3 separate regions of the Homo sapiens genome follow, and regions 1 and 3 are each linked to region 2. The links are chromatin loops, found by intact Hi-C in ENCODE. Cell type or tissue: A673. All regions are shown on one strand.

The links. Peaks named below come from ENCODE experiments on the same cell type or tissue, not always from the same donor. Only the 100,000 strongest peaks of a DNase experiment are listed, where the experiment ranks them.
Region 1: a loop joins it to region 2, with 5 times the contacts of the local background. A loop is called at or near these places in 2 of 110 quality-filtered maps.
Region 3: a loop joins it to region 2, with 3 times the contacts of the local background. A loop is called at or near these places in 2 of 110 quality-filtered maps.

What each region holds. Positions count from the first base shown.
Region 1 is chr13:78,975,699-78,980,698 of GRCh38, forward strand. It overlaps LOC105370273 (a long non-coding RNA gene), which reads right to left. Exons shown (of 5, transcript XR_942108.4): 2 at 3,947-4,037. Among named protein-coding and RNA genes, the nearest start is that of LINC00331, 140 kb to the left of the region's middle. In A673, a CTCF peak has its summit at 2,897 (motif pointing left); a DNase peak (open chromatin) is centred at 2,883.
Region 2 is chr13:78,787,918-78,792,917 of GRCh38, forward strand. It overlaps LINC00331 (long intergenic non-protein coding RNA 331), which reads right to left. Exons shown (of 5, transcript NR_046869.2): 3 at 4,244-4,385; 4 at 1,600-1,667. Among named protein-coding and RNA genes, the nearest start is that of LINC00331, 50 kb to the right of the region's middle. In A673, no CTCF peak of the experiment used is centred here; a DNase peak (open chromatin) is centred at 3,044; H3K27ac peaks cover 5,000 bases; H3K27me3 peaks cover 1,089 bases.
Region 3 is chr13:78,135,462-78,140,461 of GRCh38, forward strand. The region is part of intron 1 of OBI1-AS1 (OBI1 antisense RNA 1); the gene reads left to right. Among named protein-coding and RNA genes, the nearest start is that of OBI1-AS1, 83 kb to the left of the region's middle. In A673, a CTCF peak has its summit at 2,370 (motif pointing right); a DNase peak (open chromatin) is centred at 2,380.

The sequences.
Region 1 (5,000 bases), 190 kb after region 2:
GGTACACATTATCACAGCCTACTCTCTACCTCTTTCCCACTTTCTCATCCTCACATTTTTTTCTATTTTTCCATTCCTTTCCAAATTCTCCTTTTTTTATGAGACAGTCTCACTCTGTCACCCAGGTGGGAGTGCAGTGGTGCGATCTCAGTTCACTGCAACCTCTGGCTTCAGGGTTCAAGCGATTCTCCTGCCTCAGCCTCCTGAATAGCTGGGATTACAGGCACATGCCACCACACTCAGCTAACTTTTGTATTTTTTAGAAGCGATGGGATTTCACCATGTTGGCCAGGCTGGTCTTGAACTCCTGACCTCAAGTGATCCTGCCACCTTGGCCTCCCAAAGTGCTGGGATTACAGGTGTGAGCTGCCGCACCTGGCCCCAAATTCTCCTTTCTGTATCTACTTTGTCTTCCTCATTTTTCACGTACATAATTGATTATATTATACTACTAAGAAGTTTAAATTTAATTGATTTGAATTATTATACTTTATTAAGGAAACAGCATAAGGGCTCTCCTGACTTTTGTTGCAAGCCAGCCTTCTTTATCACACCCTCAACAACATCTCCACAAAAAGAAATCTACAACTTCTGATGTAGACTCTGGAGCTAAATAGAAAATCAGAATCTATAAGACACAGGGAAGAGAGAAGAGGGAGCAGAAGGAAAGTTTCAAGATTTATTTCTACCACCTACGTTTAATTTCATGGAACCTGAGAGCTTATTTGTTCGCTTTAACATTATTTAGCACCTACTGTATACTGGCATGAGAATCCTGAGGCTTTATCGTTTATCTGTTAGACCTACTATGGTGTTATTCAGTTGGAGAGGAGGAAAACCTCCTGGTTCCTAAAGCACCCAGGCTATGTCAGGGAGGAGTGGAGCACTGTCTCCACTTGGCCCCTATAGAAGTAAATCTTCACTTCACCACTTATCCTTGAGCAGAAGAGGACTGTAGTTGATGATTCACATGAGAGGATGACAATTCAATCTCAATTAGCGTAGATTCTTGAAACATTTCCAGGTTGAAGTAGCTATTCTCAGCCCTCCATAGGCTGGACTGTCCTCCCCAGAGGACTTCTTAGAATTCAATTCTGGCCCATGAGACCAACACCAGATCTAAGCCTAGCTGGGCGTACCTGAAGCCTCAGCATGCCCCAATGTAACATGCAGGCGTTTGGCCATATGGTGTCCCCTGAGCTTGCCGTTCTCTGATTTATGCCAGAATGGGCATATGCTGGGATATTTCAGGACCCTGAGGGGAGAGTCAAAATGTCACACAGCCAGTATGAGGTTAAGCTTCCATTTCTGTGGTTTATGGCTTAAGTAGAAATGGAACCGGAGGGGACAAAAAAATGCCATTATTGATTCTAAAGCCTAGAAGGTTGAGGTTAGGGCATATAAGATAAAACGTTTAGGTTCTCTGAGGTGTGACCTATTTATACCTGTAAAATAGCCTTCAAAAATGTCCAACAAGGAAAAAGATGTATATTTGTATATATTACCCACTTGGCTTCACTTAAGCCTACTTTCTTCATATTCTGTAAAGAGAAATATCTAGAATCTGGTTTTTAAGTGGTGCCTTTTTTTTTAAGGGGGACTTAGTAGGGAAGGGTGCTCATAGGAATGAGTCATCGCTTCAGGATTTATGCTTATTAAAAAGTAAATATAGACTTTTCTCTGTGTTGCTATTTGAACTCCCCATGACTAAGTGATGGTTTAGTTCAACCAATGTTAGATGCCGCCTATACGTAGGGGCTAAGTATGCTTCCCAGTTGGAGAGGGTTGCCCTCCCAATAAGCATTCTGACAGGCATATTGGACTAAGGACAGAGGACATCATGTGGGGGCAGGAAGGCTGCCAGATGGCAGAGGCAGAAGGAGAGAATGCATAGAAGGCCAAGTGAAAGGAACAATTTACAGGGAACTCCCCCATTTGTGGAGAGGTGTGAGCATGGAAGCATGGAGGGATAATGTGGAAGGGAGCTGTCCCAAATATTGGAAAACAGGAGGTCCATTTTCAATCTAGACCTTCCACCTAAATGAACAAGAAATAATAAATACAAGAATTCACATCAGGGAAATTGGTTTTATTCACAATTGAAGGGTAACTAATTTTAAAGAGTTTACTTGGTGGCCATGAGAAGTGTACGTTTTGGGTATAAAAATGATGCCAATTGCCAGCACTCACAGGTTGTGATGAAATGTTGCCAACTTTTTTACACACTGTTCATTTTTACCATTAAGGCCTCTCATGAATCTTAATAAATCCAGTTTCATAAAATACAAAGGCATGCTCTCTTTTCTCTTAAAGAAAGAAAAATACTAGTGAATTCATGGCCTTTTCTTTATAATGGAACCTGCAATATAAATCTAATGTTTAACGCATCAGAAATTTATAATTTCCTTTTGAATTATATGAATGCACACCACTCAATACTAGTAATTCATTTTGTTAGTTTTGATCAAAGAGTTAATTACTATTTGAATGAAACTCTACTAATGAATGAATATAAAATTAAGATCTTCTCATGATGGCAATCGGTTACAAATAAGACATAAGAAAGATGCAAATCATGAGGCTCCATTTAGGTTTCATGAACCAAGTGCTTCTAACAGGAAGATAAATACAGAGCAATATTCAAGTCCTCTGAAGCTTAAACCAAAACAATATTAATTGTATAGGTGGGGAGGGGAGAGGGGATAAAAAGAAAATGGAAACAAGCAAAGAGTTCTCAGTTTTCAGGCATAGGAAGAGGTTTGTTTATATGTAGTTGAGGACAGACACAAATGCATAAATGAATGTATATAGTGCAATCAGCAGTTATCACAAATCTGCTTGGATTCAACAGTAGAGCTGACAGAACTTGGTCAATGTTAAGACTGTGCCACCTTCTGGTTGTCATGTGTATGACAGGTGTTCATATTGTTTACAGACTAGCATTTCTGTATTATGCAAAACTTATATTGAAGGGAAACAGCAGATCCATTCCTGGTGCTGTTCACTTTCTCCCCTGGGGACTGTATTGGAATGAGAACACGATCCATAAATGTACTCCAGTGACTGCTTTGCTTGAAAATCTGAGTTTGCTTTTTAAGCTTGATCAACTGTAATGGTATATGATAGTCCAGACACAAGCTCAGACAGCACTGCAGTTGTGAAAGCAGGAGATTTGGTTGCTTGTCTTTTCCCTGGTTGCCACTTTCTGAATTTCTTAGAGCCAGAGAAATGGAGCTCCAGCAACCGAAACAAGGCCTCTGTCAATCAAATAAATCAGATGGGGGAATATACTGTTGTGTCTGCAAAGCTGCAAAATAATAAATACACGTGTAGCCTAATTTCTGTGCAACTGTTAACATGCAATTGGGGCCAAAAGATGATTTGAGGGATTATGTTATGCTTAAATTCCTCCACAGTCTCAGTCGGATCAATTATGGGATCACGGCTTTTGGAGTCCTGGCTGGATGCTAACATACCTTTGCCACCAAGCTGAGCATCCTAGCTGAAGGACTTCTAGAGGATCCATGGCCACTCATTTCATAAATGTATCTGCTGTAATTTGTATTTGAAACACTGGAGTTTGAAAAGGTAGTCCCAAAGGAAAGGTATTGTTTTTTTCATGTGCATTGCTTAGGGGTTTGTGTCTTAAAATTAGCCCTGGAAACCTTAAAATCCTATAATATTTTAAATGTGTCTAAAGAGGCAAGTAGATTTACAGAGACAGAGTAATCTTAATTGAGTAATTGTTCTTTACACTTTATCATTGTAGCCTGCTAAGTTTCTTGGGTAGGGTAGGTGGCCCTCTCCCACACTACCTTCTCCCTCTTCCCCTATTCCATCTGACGCCCACACTGCCCACCCTCTGCACCCACACATACACTCTCAGCCCTGAAAACAAACAGAAAACCAAGAATACTTTTACCCACAGAAAGAAGTGGTACTTTACCGTAATGACCGAGATGATTTCTTCGACTTTCTATTTCACCTTGCCTATGATGATCGAAACAAACTTTTTGCAAATTCAGGCTTTTCTGAATCTGCAAATAAAGTGATCGAGAATGAAATAATCGGAAAAAAATCAAAATGCAGGTTTGCTTTAAAACACAAAATTCAGCTGCTGTTACTGTCCTACATTATCACCCTAAATTGATATTGGGATTGGCTTTATGTAAAATTTGATTATGAAGAATAAAGTCTTCAAAGACAAGTTTTTTAAGAGTATCCTAATTTGTGATTACTTATCCTTCTTCATTGAAGGGTATACATGGCTGCTTTGCAGTGTTTACAAAACTAAAAGAACAACAAGATCAAAGTGTGAGGTTGGTAGGGATGTGAATATAAGATGCAAAGAAAACCACTTGAAAATTGATTAAATATCAGTGAAATTTGTCCAGGCATGGTGGTTCACACCTGAATCCCAGCACTTTGGGAGGCCAAGGCAGGTGGATCACCTGAAGACAGGAGTTTGAGACCAGCCTGGCCAATGCAGTGAAACCCCGTCTCTACTAAAAATACAAAAATTATCTGGGCATGGTGGCAGGCGCCTGTAATCCCAGCTACTTGGGAGGCTGAGACAGGAGAATTGCTTGAACCCAGGAGGCAGAGACTGCAGTGAGCCGAGATCTTGCCACTGCACTCCAGCCTGGGTGACACAGTGAGACTCTGTCTCAAAATAAAATGAAATAAATGAAATTTAGGAGCCAGCTTGAGGGGCCCCCACCAGACAAGTCTGGGACCATTTAGAATCAAAATAAATAATGACAGTAAAAGTTTGTACCCACTGGATAGGGTAAAACTCCATGAGTTCATGTTAATATAAACATATAAACAAACATATGAATGAGAAGGAAGTTTTCTAACAATAGGAAGGCAACATTTGTAATAAATGTTAAAGAAATTATGAAATTAGAAAAACCACCATTTGGCAGCCCTAATAATAATAATTGACTCAGGAAAGTATCATTAATGGACTACAACCAGTGGATAAATTTTGAGAAGAA
Region 2 (5,000 bases):
TGGACAAATTATTTAATGTTTAGGTCCCTTTTTCTCATTTGCAAAATGGGAATAATCATGTCTACCATGAGGGGATGAAATATAAACTAAGATAATTTGAAAAACATTTTTTTTACATTCCCTAACACATAGTTACACCAAAAATATTGTTGGCCAAGGAACAATTCAAAAACAAAACAGTAGGAAGGAAAAAAAAAGGAAAAAGAAATTAAAACGCTCAAGTAAATAAGAAGAATATTCTGAGAGGGAGCCTCAAAAATATAAAATTATGGGAATCAAGTTAAGATTAGAAAAAGTCAGGGACTAAAATAAAAACTGCATGTCATGCCATTGCAGGTTTAGATAAAGTGAATGAAATTTGGTGTTTTAAAAATAGTTTCTGGTCAGAGGCAGTGGCTCACACCTGTAACCCCAGCATTTTGAGAGGCCAAGGTGAAAAGATTGCTTGAGGCCAGGAGTTTGAGAACAGCCTGGGCAACAAAGGGACACCCCTGTCTCTACAAAAATTGAGAAAGTGAAAAAAAAAATTAGCCAAACATGGTGGTGCATGGCATGCACCTGTAGTCCCAGCTACTCAGGAGGCTAAGGCAGGAGGATCACATGAGCCTAGGAATTTGAAGCTGCTGTGAGCTATGATTGTGCTATTGCACTCCAGCCTGGGTGACAGAGTGAGACACCCCATCTCTAAATGAATAAATAAAGCTCATTATGGAGAACAGATGCTTGAAACGAAATAGAGAAATTGCCCTCCTGATGAAGGGATGAAGAAGTTTGAAGCATGAAAATTGTAGTAAACACAAGCTAAAAGGTTGAGCAGCTCTGGTCATCCTGAAGACAGGGGGCTGCAGTTTCTACCAGTGTGGCTGTCACAGTGTCTTTGGGGAGGGCCTATGTCTCCTCCACAGATTCTTGCCATCTGTCAGTCATCCTTGTTGGTTCTTGAAAAGCTCCATTTTGTGAGTTTAGATCCAAATCAAGCAAGTCAGGGGCTCAGCTAACTTTGAGTTCATGGACTTTAGTTGAACTGATCAGCAGCAAATTCATTCTAGCTAAAATTTCAAGTTCATTCAGAATGAAAATACTGGGAAACAGTTTCCTACCTCTTTATCGTAGGATCTCAGTACAAGTTTGTTTATTCATTCATTTGTTTATTCAGTCAATTATTATTGGGTGTCGACTGAGTGACAGACTCTGTGCTAGATTCTGGGAATGAAACAACTAACTACAGAAGAATGTTCCCTGTCTTCTAAAGGGTACAGTTATTTTAGGTAGTCTCACCCAACCCTCCCAGCATCCCTACACAGTTGTTTTTGGGGCCCTTCCCTACTGATCAACATGCTCCCAGCTGCCTTTGCACAAGGCTGCAGCATACTAAAGTCACCCAGGGATTCTCTTAGAATGCTTGCTAAGTTTAAATATATACACTATGTCGAGATCCTCTGAGCAACTATTAATAGCTGTATCAGGTCCAATGGGGTTAATCTGAGATCTAACATCAAACGGGGGAATAACATATCAAAACTAAAGTTCAAACTATAGATAATAAAGATGAAATAAGTTAGTGGATGGATTGAATGGCAAGTGGAACATGAAACATACATTTTGGATTCTTGATCACTCTCTTCTTTGATTATGACTCTTCCTTTCTGGCTTCACCTCATTCTAGTCTGTTAGGGATAATAAATAGCTAATATTTAATGGTGGTTTTTTATGTGCCAGACACTATGCTAAATTTATCTCATATAATTCTCACCTCAAAGAGATGGATATTATCACTATTTTTTTCCGATAAGAAAACTGAGGCACAGAGAGGTTAAGCAAATCCTCTAAGAGCATTTAACAGTGGAAAAATTGTGGGGCTACAATTCATATGCATGAGTTTTTTCAGAGCTGACATTCTCAACTCTATATTTTGTCTCCTTCAACCATCCTGCCTCTCTTTCTTTGACTAGATTTAATAGGCAAATTGATTTTTATCTTTTGTGTTCTCTATCTGGGATTCTTTCTGTCTTTTGGTTTTTCTTCAGAAAATTTCAAGCAAACAAAAGTAAAAGAATGGTATAACAAACCCTGTATATGCATCAATCTTAAATTCTCTTTACTTTCACCTGATCAATCATAGTTACCTCACAGATAAACCCTACATTTCTATCTGCCTGCTGATCTGATTATTTGATTGTGGCATTCTTGATATTTTTAATGTACTCCAACAACCACTGTGGTTCAGAAGGACTGATCTAAGGATTTTTCTATGATGCTTTACCTCTAAGCCCTAAATTATCAATCATATAATTCTAGGGCTTCCCATCTGCTTAAATCTGTAGTGCAATATACAGACAGATCAGCATGTTAATTGCAAAAGGCAGACTCTTAATGAATGCTTTTTAATGAATTAATTAAACGGTGAAGTACTTAAAAAATTGTGACATAGAATAAAGAAGACATAGGCATGCTCTTAATTTTTGTAGTGAGGATAAAAGAGTTTGCACTTTTTCTTTCATGCACCAGGGGATTTTCTAAAGAATTTTTCTCATCTTAGGGAAAGATAAAGTTGTCCATAACCTGTTCCTATAGAATAAGACTCCCAAGAAGAGGATTTTTCATGGCAGCATTGGTTAAACTGTTGATAAGGAAGGATTGGGAAGGGTTCTACTAGACTTAGATTTAGGAGGGATAAAATACTGATGGGAAATAGCATGAGTAAAATTATACAGCAGGCATGAACTTGCAAAAGCATTTCCTTTGAAGTAGCCATCTCTTTCATGTTGTGTTGGTTGCTGTCTGAAGTTTGATCCTTCCTTCCTTCCTTCCTTCCTTCCTTCCTTCCTTCCTTCCTTCCTTCCTTCCTTCCTTCCCTCCTCTGAAGAGAATTTTCAGTTCTCTTCAGACTCTATACATTAACCTTGGAAATCCCACTCACTCTGATGGACTAAATTAACCAATATATGAGACGATTCTTAAATGTCTAATTCCAGCCCTACCTTTTTCTTATCTCCAGACACATTAATTCAGCTGCCTTTTGGAAATTGCCACTTAGATGTCCTCACAGTTTCCTCAAACCTAGGATGTCTGAAATAGAATTCATCGTCTTCCCATTAACCACTCCTCCTTCCATTTTTCCTACTGTACAAGATGACATGCCCCAATTGCCTAAGCCAAAAACCTGGACTCCTCATTGTCTTTTCCTCTCCGTTTGCCATTAATCACCGTGTCCTGTTGAATCAGCTTTCTAAATATATCTCCAATCTGTCACCTCTCTTCATCCTCACTACCACATACCAGGCCTCTGTCATCACTGGACTAGAGTACTGTTAGAGTTTTCTAATGACATCTTTCTCTAGTCTTGCTTCCCTCCACTTCTTCTTCCTCCTTCCCACCAAAGTGTTACTCTAAAATGCAAATCTGCCTGTATATGGCCAGCTTAAAACTCTTCAAGTAGTCCACATTAACAAACTCTAAACTTTTCAGCTTAGCAAACCACTCTAAGACCTTCTTCCTGTATGTTTCCTTGCATCCTGGATTTCAGACATATTGATCTGTTTGTAGCTCCCAGCACACATAGATGATTCCTCAGCTTTGTGCTTTTGCTCTTAATCTTCCTTCTAAAATGAAGCCTTTAGCTTTTCTCCTTCTTCATACCCCTACCAATGACAGTCTACTTACCCTTCAAGATGTTCCAGTCTCAGCTCAAGGGGTCCTTCCTCTGTAAAGCCTTTCCTGAACCACTCTAGTAATTTCTACCGTGAAATTTGGTCATTTCAAGGGTAGAATTGAACGTGTGCTCTACTGTGTTCATTAGAACCTAAAACACATATAACTTTTATTTTGCTGACATTTTAATATATCCATAGCTATTTATGAAGAGTGTTTTGTTTCTTCTACACCCAGCACCATTTCTGGCATAGAGTATACTAAAAATATTTCGGTTGTTTGCTTGATTGACAGATTGAATAAATGTGTACTCCTGAATAATTTTCTGTTATTATCATGAATATGTTCTTATATTTTGTTTCCTTTTCATTATTAGAAGTCTTTCCTATGTCTTTACTACTAAATGCTGTTATGGAATTAACAATTTATATAGAATTATTATCTTGTTTTAGGTTGCTTCCTATTCTTTCTAATCACTGCTCCCCCACCCAAGATTTATTTACTTCAATTTGTTTACATAGATAATGCCTTAAAAAGTTAGAATTTAAATCTTTAAAACAATTTCTACAATACCTTTTAAAGTAATACTTACAGTTTTTGTTATTATCATCTTTAAAATATCTTCTTTCATCTTATTTAGACACCATTACCTCTTTCTAATTACAATAAATTTCTGGAGAGAGTCAACCTCTTATCACTTCTAATTTGGTAATTTCACTTGGTTCCTTTGGGCACTGTTATTAGAAATTGATATGAGATGAGATTTGGTAGATTTGATTGCTTACTTCAAGATGGAATCTTCTTTACTCTTTCCGTTGGAAATTTTATTCAGAATGTATTGAGAGCTGAAGGTTTTCTGGGCTCTTACTAGGCAGGAGTACGAGATGAGTAAGCAGAGCTGCTTACCTGAAGGAGTTTATAATACTGAAGGAAGAGAAGACAGTTATACGGAGAGCTGTAACACTGAGATGGGATAAATGCTAAGAGAAAAAGATGAAGTGCTGTAGGAGGAGAGAACAGAGACTTATTTCCAGTAAGGAGATCGAAGGAAAGCTTCATAGAAGAAGGGAGCTTTGAAAATTGACTAGGATATCAACAGGTGATGATTGGGAGAGGACGTTACACACTGGAAAATAAGGGTGTTTGGTTGAGGTGGAGAAAATATATAAGGTATGGAGAACAGGGGTACAGAGCATCCAGAGGGTGGGGTGGCAGTCCTACAGGATGGTGAAAACTGGAATGATGGCCATATTAAGGAAGCCCTTGAATGCCTCACCATCAACCGAGGCCCACTGGGGGCTTTTGAATAGGGCAGTGAACCTTCTTTCCTTTTGCTATTATCTACCTAC
Region 3 (5,000 bases), 650 kb before region 2:
GCCACAACACTTACTATAAAACATGTTCAAAACAGATGGTAGTGCTGGATGTCTCTAAGTAAAAGAACAGATGGAGCAGGAGTTTAACCCTGGAAGCTTTGAAGGGTTTGAATGACAGAACTTATTTTTTACTCTAATTTAGGGAGAATTTGGTGTGAGGATGTGGTATACTATTTCAGCTATATGAAACAGTATACATAGACAGGAAAATACTTGAGTTCCAGCAATATGGCAGACTGACGCAATGTGAGCCACTTTCCACTAAAACTTGTGAAATGCTATATAAAATATAACAATATTGCTTTAGTAAAAATCTAAAGATGAGTTAGAAGGAGAATGTCTAGTTGCAGAGTCAAGGAGGTTAACCATAGGCAGAATGTAAGTGTATGAATTAGGGCTCTGGTTCTTGGGATATTGATAATCAAATATACATCCAACAGGGAAGCCATGCCATGAGGCCCAAGACATAAAGTTAGGCCTGGAAGGGTTGCCCCTTTTTTCTTTTCTTTTCTTTTCTTTTCTTTTCTTTTTCTTTTCTTTTCTTTTCTTTTTTCTTTTCTTTTCTTTTCTTTTCTTTCCTTTCTTTCCTTTCCTTTTCCTTCCTTCCTTCCTTCCTTCCTTCCTTCCTTCCTTCCTTCCTTCCTTCCTTCCTTCCTCCCGCCCTCCCTCCCTCCCTTCCTCCCGCCCTCCCTCCCTCCCTTCCTCCCGCCCTCCCTCCCTCCCTCCCTTCCTTTCTTTCTTTCTTTCTTTTTTTTTTTGTTTTTTTTTGAGATGGAGTTTCGCTCTTTGTTGCCCAGGCTGGAGTGCAATGGCGCGATCTCGGCTCACCGCAATCTCCGCCTCCCAGGGTTGCCCCGTTCTTAAAGAACAGTTCTGGGAAAAGTTAAGAAAGCTTTTCTATAGGCAAATAAATAAACCTCTCAGGAGAAATCAAAACCTCTACTCTGAAGTCCAAATTTTTACATCCATGTTGTATATGATTCCTGAGCAGAGAAACTAATGGAATATCTGAAACCAGCAAAGTCTCTGGGGCATTCTGCAAAAGCAAATATAGAGAGTCTTCCATAAGAAGAGGGTACAAAACACCCCCTCAGGGGAGACAATCATATAATACAACAACAATAATAAAATACCAACTTAAGATGAGCTCACAATAAAAATTATAAACTACGTAAGGGAAAGTCAGCAGAAACAAAAATAACTGCCTCGTACTAAGGCAATCAAATGGTTAGTATAAAATATGTAAGTGTCAACAATATTTAAGTCAAGGGAGCGAAAATGATATTGATTTTTTTTGATTATCATTTTTTAATTTATACTTTTCTCTAGTCTCTTGAATGTTTCACCAATAACTGGCATTTATTTTATAACAAGAAAAATGTTACAAAGGTTTCTGTTTTGCAGCATTCAACATACTGATTCTTGGGGAAAGTTTCAGGTTGCTCTCAGGTCAGTGGTAACACAAATATATAAAGTTCCTATTGAATTCCATGTTTGTTTGAAATGCTGTGAGAAATCCTAATATACTGGTTCATAACAAAATTTTATTTTTATCTTCAAATAAACGTTTCACTGCTTTTTTTTTAAAAAAAAATCAGTGTTCTGGAAAAGCATCAGCAATCATGGAAATAATTACTTCCTCACTCAATACTGCATCCCAAAGACTTCTACACTTAGTCTCTGATGGCAATATGAAACATGCAGCAGTCTCAATTATCAGATGGTATCTTTATTAGTGCATTATCTTAATCTGATGATTAGGATATATGGTGATCCATTAGTATCAGAGTTTGCAGACATAAGGTAAGTAAATTGCATTCAAAAGCGAAGGGTTTTGAGCTATAAGTAATCGCATCTCTCCCCTGTATGTCTTCAGGAGTACAAATAACCTTTCTTTTTCTTAAAAAAAAAAAAAAAAAAAAAAAAAAAAACCAGCTTGGGGCCCAGAGTAGGGGCACACACAGCTTTCAGAGAAAGGAGGGGGCAGGGCTAACCAAAGGCTGCCTTCAAAGGTGGTTGAGACCCAGGGGGATTTTCATCACAGGTTTTTGGCATTGGAAGGTCTTTGAAGATTTTTGGATTTTTGCTTAACATGTGGTCTCTGAGCCTGCTGTTCTCTCTGCTGATCTGAAGCCACATAGCCCAGCATGACTCCTATATGCTTGGTTTTCTGGAGGTAAGTCCCCAAGAACCTCTCCTGTTTTTCATCCAATGATTACTTTTCTTATGGGAGGGTTGCAATTTCCCTCCCCCTCTTCCCCACCCACTACTAACTGGCATCCCAGGCTTTGAGCATCCTTATCTGTCCCTCGATTGTATCAGACAGGGAAAGCCGGAAAGGAAAAGTAGTAGGGTAGAAAGTAGCCACTAGATGGCAGAATTGATTAAGCAGAATAGTATGTTAAGGCTGTGCATTCCAGCTACAAACAGGATGGGAAGAGACGGCTCTAAGAGCTGGTGCCTCCACATTTACCCCAGTACTGTTCCTCACCCGCCCACAGGTGGTCTGGCTGATCCTGGCACACTGTCTTTACATTCCACAAGGAAGTGGTGCTTTAGGGAGTGACCTCAGAGTCTGCCAATTAGCATGTAAAACTCTTGTGACGTTGCCCCTGGAGGTTAGAGATGCCTCTGAAGGTTCTCTAGTTCAGGAAGTGGTGACCTCCCGAGCAGCATATGTCCACCCACCCAGAAAGCCAAACACCTACTCTTTAATGTCCCAAGCAGAATACTGGCATCATCTCTTTATCTTAAAATTTTAAGTTCTGTATATATTATCTACAAATTCTATATTCTATTTTGGCACACCAGCCTAACCCAAGCAACAGAAAGTGGACAGATTATCCATTCAGTTTGCAGCTCGAGTTTACAATGGCAAATTATTCATTGCATTATCAGCGACCATTAGCTTTACAGAGTACCACAAGATTGAGACAAATATGAAAAAATATGAAGAACTCAGCATTCAAATATACCTTAAGTTTTGTTCAGCTGTAATTTGAACTCATCTAACATCTGCCCACTGTATTGGCTTGCTTCATGCAGCAATCCTATTTATCAGCAGTTTTGTGCTAGTTAAAAGAAACACAGAGTATAGTTCAGGGCCTGAAGTTTAGACCAATGTCTGTCTGTGTACTGTCTACTTTTAAAAGAATACTCTGAGGCATTGTACTCCGTCAGGCTAGAGTATAATGGCATGATCACAGCTCGCTGCAGCCTCAACCTCACAGGCTCAAGCTATCCTCCCAGCTCAGCCTCTGGAGTAACTGGGACTACAGACACCCATCACCATGACCAGCCAATTTTTTCTATTTTATTTTATTTTATTTTATTTTATTTATTATTATTATTTTTTTTTTAGAGATGGGGGTCTCACTTTGTTTCCCAGGCACATCTGGGACTCCTTGTGTCCAGCAATCCTCCCACCTTGACCTCCGAATGTGTTGAGATCACAGGTGTGAGCCACCGCACCTGGCCAAGTACTGTCTGCTTTTACAGGCAGCCTTTGTGTGAACAGCCCTGGGATTCCAAGTGATGTTGAAACCCTAATAAAAAGTGACAGAATGCTTACTTTGTCAAGAATGTGCCTACATTATCTCACTTTTTTGTTTGTCAAACTTTGGACCCAGATCCTATTAGCAGCTTCATTTTTTTTGGTAAGGAAATGGAAGCATAGGGCAGTTAAGAAGTCTGCAAAAATCCCCCAGCTAGCAATGATAAAGCAGATCTGGACAACAGAATAATTCAGGACAATTTCAATCTTTCTCTGGAAGTTGTTTTTTGTTGTTGTTGTTGAATTTGAATGTTCTAAACATTACATCTCTATTTAATGGTTGCATATAGGGTCAATTTTATATTTTCCCTAATTTGTAAATAGTCACAGAACCTATCATGTTCTGAATAATGGCTCGTATAAAATATGGACTCTTCATTAATTTAATTAATTGTGACCTAGAGCATAGAGCTTATCTTTTCCAGACAAAATGATGGGGTTAGAGTGTTATAGGAAAATGAAACTCTTGTGAGTGGTTATGTGAATCAGCCTAATGATAGCCAATTGTCTTTTACTTCTTCAGTTATGTAAATTATTGGTATTATAATTTCTGTATGTGCTGATGGGATATGTTACTGAGTGATAACTGCATCATAGCTCTTACCTGTCTCCTATAACCACAACCCAGTAGCTGAAGAGGAATCAAGAACCACTGTTCTTGCTCTCTTTTTTTACCATTTTAATTTGGAATAATTTTAGATTAAGAGAAAAGTTGCAAAGATAGTACGAGAGTTCTCATTAACACTCCATTCAGCTTCTTCTCATGTCAACATGGTACATTTGTCAAAACTAAGAAATTAACTTTGGTAAAATACTATTAACTAAATTGCAGCATTTATTCAGATTTCACTAGTGTTCTCTCTCTGTTCCAGGACACAATGGTGCATGCCCTGCCCTTCCCTTTTTTATCTAATTAGTGCTGAAATGTGAGAGTATATCAGCCCCTCGATCTTTTGCTGCCTGTGTGCTTTAAAGCCCAGAGATCTAATGCAAATCTCATGAGTGCTGGGCCTAGTGGGAACCCTGCTTGTGCTGCTAGGCCAGGGACCTTTGGACGAGTGTTAGTGCCTTAGGCTCATTTCCAACTTTTCTGAGGTACCTCACTGAGCTACTACAAAAAGATACCTTTTCATCCCTTCTGTTAAAAAATAAAACAAAACAAAAATACTCCAAGCAGTACTTTGCTATTGAGGACAAGATACAAATGGATTTTAAAGGCATCTTTTATGACACTATTCCTTTTCATTATTTCTTGGTTTATCCACTAAGCGAGTCACTGCTTCTTTGGGAAGACTCATACCATCAAGTGTTTTTGATACATAAAATCCAGATTGCCTGCTTTGGCCATCTTATTTTGTTTCCTCACTAGTTTTTCAGCATCATAAGTCATTGAGTATCAACACAACAAAAACTGTTGCAATTCTCTATTGGTCATACAAAATAATTG